Regions from separate parts of the Homo sapiens genome. Here region 1 is linked to region 2. The links are chromatin contacts, found by Hi-C in ENCODE. All regions are on one chromosome and are shown on one strand. The core of a region is the stretch at or near the end of the contact, and the rest is flanking DNA. Distances in the headings are between cores, read along the strand shown. Region 1 holds the start of NPHP3-ACAD11 (NPHP3-ACAD11 readthrough (NMD candidate)). Region 2 holds the start of PPP2R3A (protein phosphatase 2 regulatory subunit B''alpha).

Evidence for each region. A loop is a pair of places that touch in the nucleus more often than their neighbours do. Pooled maps may share reads with other maps.
Region 1: a loop to region 2 is called in a map of natural killer cell, with 12 times the contacts of the local background. The contact joins the promoter of NPHP3-ACAD11 here to the promoter of PPP2R3A in region 2. A Hi-C loop is called at or near these places in 2 of 168 maps with a recorded cell type or tissue (naive thymus-derived CD4-positive, alpha-beta T cell and natural killer cell) and 7 of 50 pooled maps.

The regions. Positions count from the first base shown.
Region 1 is chr3:132,721,126-132,724,364 of GRCh38, reverse strand. NPHP3-ACAD11 (NPHP3-ACAD11 readthrough (NMD candidate)) reads left to right here and starts at 1,906. Exons shown (of 45, transcript NR_037804.1): 1 at 1,906-2,402. NPHP3 (nephrocystin 3) reads left to right here and starts at 1,956. Exons shown (of 27, transcript NM_153240.5): 1 at 1,956-2,402. The coding sequence starts at 2,010. It overlaps NPHP3-AS1 (NPHP3 antisense RNA 1), which reads right to left and starts at 2,615. Exons shown (of 11, transcript NR_002811.2): 1 at 1,986-2,615. RefSeq lists an enhancer at 1,010-1,199 and silencers at 1,440-1,949, 2,050-2,299.
Region 2 is chr3:135,964,453-135,967,586 of GRCh38, reverse strand. It overlaps PPP2R3A (protein phosphatase 2 regulatory subunit B''alpha), which reads right to left and starts at 1,859. Exons shown (of 14, transcript NM_002718.5): 1 at 1,738-1,859. RefSeq lists silencers at 1,383-1,662, 1,793-2,022 and an enhancer at 1,467-2,285.

The DNA.
Region 1 (3,239 bases), core at 657-3,156, 3.2 Mb after region 2:
TTATTCTCACTATATTTCTGTATTAAAAGTTATTCTTTCAAAATGCAGACTGAAGTACGTGGGTTAAATTCAGCATGAAGAAAAACAGGTTATGAGGTTAGAAATAATGTCTTTTTTTTTTTTTTAAAGACGTAGTCTCGCTCTGTCGCCCAGGCTGGAGTGCAGTGGCGCCATCTCGGCTGCAAGCTTCGCCTCCCAGGTTCACGCCATTCTGCTGCCTCAGCCTCCCGAGTAGCTGGGACTACAGGCGCCTGCCACCACGCCTGGCTAATTTTTTTGTATTTTTAGTAGAGACGGGGTTTCACCGTGTTAGCCAGGAAGAAATAATGTCATTTTTTAGGATTAAGAAATTTGGTCACTTTGGCATTGACCAATAGTAATCTAAGATCAGTACGCAAGTAGGGTGGAGAAATGTGGATTAGAGGCATGTCACTGGATAGAAATGACGTGGGGAAAGGAGAGATGCATGCTTCAGAGCACTCAGTTCCAGACTGTAGAATCTGAATGTACTCCCCAAGCTGTAGGAAGTTAGCATAGTGAGTTTGGTTATTTGTTGGAGAGAATGGGTGATGGCTATTTTATCTTCTTACTCAAGCATAGTTATGGAAGTGTTCAGCTGAGGCCCATTCCAAAGGAGGTACTAAGATGCAAAAATGTTCAAAGGGTTTAGTCAGAAACCTAGTGGATGATCCTTAAACCCCTGATCCACATGGAGAATTCAAAAATTTGAAGTTAGAAATCAGAACGGATTTGAAAAGGTAGAAAGTTCTTAAGGTACTGTGATGGTGGAAATATTTCCCTTTATCTCAGGAGACCACCTGAAGAAATTAGTATATACACTCTGGATTTTGAAGAATGCAAAGGCCTAGTATGACTACTTCCTGAAGAAAATCTAAAGGGTAAGAGAAGAGATGACTAGCCACTTTGATGGAGGGAATGAAGGAGAGACTGGTGTGCGGTCTCCAATGTCCCATGCCGCAATGAGTTAAAAAACTTAACCTTGTCTAAGGATTGTCCCTGGTGGTTTCAGACTGTAAAATCTAAAAGCTCTTTCTTTGCTGGCATTATTCCTTGCTGGTCATTCTATCTACATGCATACTGAGAGAGAGATATCGCGGGAAGCACATAGCAGGCACTCCATAAATTTTTCAGATTTCCCAACTGCTTCCAGAAAGGAGTTTCCGGTCAGGCACGGCGGCAGCGAAAGAAATAGCTGCAGCGTTTGTAGAGCAGCTGGGACCCAGGCCTGTGCTCCCTGTGAGGCACGCCCGCCAGGGAGCCTCGAGCCGGGCGGAGACAACGGAGAGAAGCCCTATGTCGGAGCACCACTCCACCAGCGTTCGGAGCACCCCTCCACCAGCGTCCGGTCCACTGCTGGTCCTGCACAGTCGCCACTCCCCCCATCCTTCCTGCTAGCCCCGCCCTTCTTGCTAGCCCGCCTGGCCCTGTGTGCTTTCTCGACCCACCCCCGTTTGCCCTGCCCCGCCCACATGCCCCGCCCCACTTGCCCGGCCCCTCTTGTTGTCCCGCCTAGCCCTGCTGCCCCGCCCCGTCCCCCTCGCCCATCCCCCCAGTTCCGCTGCCCCGTCCCGTTCCGCTGCCCCGCCCCTCCAGTTGCCCCACCCCCTTCCGCTCTCCCTCCCCGCCCCGTTCCGCTGCCTCGCCTCGTCCGGCTCTCCGGCCCCGCCCCGCCCCGTTCCGCTGCCCCGCCCCGTCCTGCTCCCCCGCCCCGTCCTGCACCCCCGCCCCGCCCAGTTCTGCTGCCCCGCCCCTCCTGTTTCCCCGCCCCATCCCGCTCCCCCGCCTCGCCCCGTTCCGCTGCTCCGCCCCGTCCCGCTGCTCCGCCCAGTCCTGCTCTCCGGCCCCGCTCCATCCCGCTGGCCCGCCCCGTCCCGTTCCGTTCCTCTGCCCCGCCCCGTCCCGTTCCGTTCCTCTGCCCCACCCCGTCCCGTTCCGTTCCGCTGCCCAGTCCTGCTGGTACTCACTAGGTAGTAGCGGCAACGGACGCCATGGGGACCGCCTCGTCGCTCGTGAGCCCCGCGGGCGGGGAAGTGATCGAGGACACGTACGGGGCGGGCGGCGGCGAGGCCTGCGAGATCCCGGTGGAGGTGAAGCCCAAGGCCCGCCTGCTGCGCAACTCGTTCCGCCGAGGCGCGGGGGCGGCAGCAGGGGCCGGGCCCGGGTCGCTGCCCCGCGGGGTGGGCGCGGGCGGGCTGCTGGGGGCCAGCTTCAAGTCCACTGGCTCGTCGGTGCCAGAGCTGGAGTACGCGGCGGCCGAGTACGAGCGGCTCAGGAAGGAGTACGAGATCTTTCGCGTCAGCAAGAACCAGGAGTTGTTGTCCATGGGCCGCCGCGAGGCCAAGCTGGACACGGAGAACAAGCGGCTGCGGGCCGAACTGCAGGTAACGCCGGGCTGGGCCGCGACGCCGGGAGACCCTTGGGAAGCACGGCCGTCCTGCTCCCTCTCCAAACCAAGCGGCTTTGAAAGTTCGGCGGAAACTGCCCATTTTAATTTGAGAGGCCATATTCTCTTCGAGTCTGAAATGATTCCTTAACCCTCCCCTTTTTCTGTCTCTTTTTTTGGAGACAGGGTCTCGCTGCGGTGGCACGATCGCGGCTCACTGCAACCTGGAACTCCTGGGCTCAATGATCCTCCCGCCTCGGCCTCCTAAAGTTCTGGGATTACAGGAGTGAGCCACCGCGCCTGGTCCCCGCTTTTCTATTTCTGGTTTATTCATTGAGGCACCTAGAAGAAATTAGCCGGAAAGTGTCCTGAGGAGGCAAATGCCAATCTCCAGCTCCACTGCCGCCCCCGCGCCCACCCCCTCAGAAGGCTGGTGACATCTGTTGAAGCAACTCAGCAAACTCTTCCTAGGAGTTTCACCCCCCTCCCCACCATAAAAATTTTAAGTGGGTCTCCAAAGTGGGGCTCAAGTGTCGGTTTCTTTGTAAAGTTTCATCGCTCTTGCATTTTAATGGTCTTGACATGAAAATTTCTGGAAGCCTCCTGATCTCACCATGGTTGAAAACCTTCTCTAGATGTAGTCAAATTTCCCTAGTCCATTTGATTAATTTACGCTAAAAGCAATTATTGCATGCCCTCCATGTAGCAGGTCCATTATAATTCAATAAAATAGTATGTAAAGCAGCCGGGCGTGGTGGCTCACGCCTGTAATCCCAACACTTTTCGAGGCCTAGGCGGACGGATCACCTGAGGTCAGGAGTTCGAGATCAGCCTG
Region 2 (3,134 bases), core at 610-3,109:
TTTGAACAGGTGCCCCCAAGTACCCTATACTCCAAAATTATTCATTTCCTTTTTTCCTTTCTCGCTGAAACAAAACTTCCATTCTCTCAGAGTAGCTGGTTTCAGCTGAACATTAAGGCCAAATTAATTCAGCCCAAGATAAAGTCAGATAGGCCCTTCACTCTCCAGAATGTTAAGCTACATTTTAAAATATGCAAATACTTATGAGTACAAATAAATCTTTAACTGCTCAATGTTCAGGTTGTCAGTGCATAAAGCTATTTTTGAACTCAACAGCCAGATTGGCCCCAGTAACACTTTCCCAAAGCTTTGTTTTTTAAAAACCTTTTTGATCTGTTTCCCCGTTCTCCTAGAAATCTCCTAGATTTCTGAGCTCCTAGATTGTATAAAAGATCTAAGTTTTTTTCCACAAGTATCTCATGCCATTAAGTTCTTCTGCCAGAGGTGATAAAAGGGCCATTTGGATGCAATAAATGTAAATAAATTGTGTGTGTAAATTAGCAGTGGCTTAGAAAATTTTTAAAAGGCTTTCATGGACTACTGAAAGAAACTGAGATAATTTTTAACATACCACCAAGAAAAAAAAACAACAGTTTTACTACAACACAAGCCGGCTGCCTACTGAACTGGACGCCCATGCTCTGACCTAGTATGGCAATTCTTAGGGTCTAGGCGCTGGGTTCTGTTTACAAGAAACTAAGGCCTGAGACTAAGGAAGAACAAAGAAAAATGCCTGGCACCAAAGGTGTGGGGGATGTTTTGTACATAAATGAAGATTTGAGGAGGAATACTTCCTCAGATGTTGGAAGGAATTACTCTTTTTTTGCTTACGTGTTAAGAATTTAATGTTTTCAGGCCATTTCCTAATTAGAAAATACCTTATAATTTACAAACAATAATTTGTCTTCCCCTACATTTGCTGACCACCAAGACTGGATAAAATTTCCTTAAGCTTTACCAGAGTGGGAGGACTGGGAATAACGGGAGCACAACAGAGTTCGGATGCAACATCAACTCCAAGCCCGGCCAGCTGGTTTCCATCGAGAGGTCCCCCAGGAGAACGCCCCTCCGCGGCGGCGGCGGCCAGGTCGGCGCGGGAGAGACCCACCGAGGCGCTCCAGCGCGGCCGCGGTGCAGGACCAGGGGCCGCCCGGCCTCCGTTTACCTTTGTTTCAGGTACCCCGGCTCCTGGCGGGCCGGGAATCCCGTCCGCGGCCCGGAGCTGGTGACACATCCTTCTTTGGCCAAGTCGGGCCGAGGTTGGGCAGGGGGCGGGGAAGGAAAAGAAAGCCTCAGCGCCTAACGACGTGACTCTCAGTTCTTCCAAAACGCTGGCATTTGTTTCTCTGCCAGGCTTTCCTGTTAACAAGTTCCCGAGGGCTGTGCGGGCGAACTGGCCCAGGAGCCCTGAAAAGTGGGAGGGCCCAGGCCGCCCCCGCCTACCCTCCTCCGCGGGCGCCCCTGGGGCAGGCAATTTCCACACCTCCCTGGTGCCGTGTCCCGGGACCGGCCGGCCGCGCCGAGGCAACGCACCGCACCGCACCGCACCGACTGGAATTCCGACTTCCACAGCCCAATCAGCTCCGTGTGGCCCCTCTGGCCAGGCCGGTCCCCGCCCCCAGGTCCCGGCCCCGCCCGCCCCGGCCTCCGCGCGCCGCCCCGAGCCTCGCCACCCCCTCGGGCCGGGACGAGGGAGCTGAAGGCTCCAGGCCGTGCGGCCAGTGTTCCTTTGCCTACCTCGTTGCCCGCGGCTCCTCCTCCGGCGGCTCAGCTCGCGGGCAGCGCTTGCCTCCAAGCCTCCCCGCGGCGCGGACTCTCGGGCTACGAATGCGGCGCGTGAAGAGCGGAGGCCCGAGCGCGCCCCGCCCAGCCACCCGCAGGCCCCTACCTCCTTCTCCTCCTCCTCCTCCTCCTCCTCGGCCCCACCCTCGGCGGCCGGCCCGCCCGGAGCCCCGCCCACGCGCCAGGCCCCGCCCACTCTCCGGCCCCGCCCCCAGCCTACGCCCCGCCCCTCTGGCCAAGGCAGGAAGGGGGCCTCCAGGGGCGCCGCGAGAGCCGCTGTGGCCTCGGCGAGGGCAGTCTCCTGTATGGCGGCGCCGCGGGGATGCGATTCGTGGTGGTCGCTGCTGTTTGACAGATTCGAGTCTCTTGCTCGGATTTATTACTGTTATTGTCATCGTCAATATTGTCATCGTTGTTATTGTTATCGTCATTAGTTGTGTTGCCCTCTTCAAGGGGCCTTCAAGGAGGCCCCTTGAGGGCAGCGCGCTGCTGGCCAGACATTCCCTGGCGCTCCTGTCTTCCCACAGTCCTGCACCTGCGCCACATTTCACTCAGCCCAAGAAGTTGTGTGAATTTTAAAAGAAGTGATACTTATTTTTAACTGTTATTGTTAACTGTTACTGTTAAATAAAACACAAATATAGACAGCCATATAAAACCAATGTACAGCTTAATGGATTATTCCGATACACACACCCTTATAACCACTCGCCAGATTTATTAATAACACCGTGTAATATGGTCTGCTCTGAAACAGAACCTCATTAATAGCTGGAAGGACATAGCCTGGAAGGGCCTCCCAAAATTGCCCTCCTTCTAACTGCCACAGTACTCAAATGTGACAGGTCCATAATCATGCCCTCTCCAAGAATATATTTGTAAAATGGAAATTTCTCCAGAATTAGGAACCTCCAATTGAGTATCTTCGTAAAAATCTTGATAAAATGATAAATCTATAAATATATAAGCATATAAATAACAATAAATAAGTCAATCAGTTGGGTTGAATACCATGAGTAAGGAGCATGGGGGTGGGGGATGGGAGGTATGTAAAGACTTAAAAGGATTAGGTGGGCTGTGAGGACAGGTCCTGGGCACCTGGGTTGTTCTCACTGTCTCCCCAGCACCTAGCATAGCACCAAGCATATACTAGGTGCCATATGTGTGTGTGTATATATGTGCATTGTACATATATGCACATATATGTGTGTGTGTGTGTATAGCACAAGGAAAGAAAAAATTATGTAAGATAACCCCAAACAAGCTTTACATACTGAAATTTCACCCAAGGTCAATCCTCCCAGTAGCTAAAGTGTGCTCTGTGAGATGCCTTGATGCCCTAGAGAGAAAGA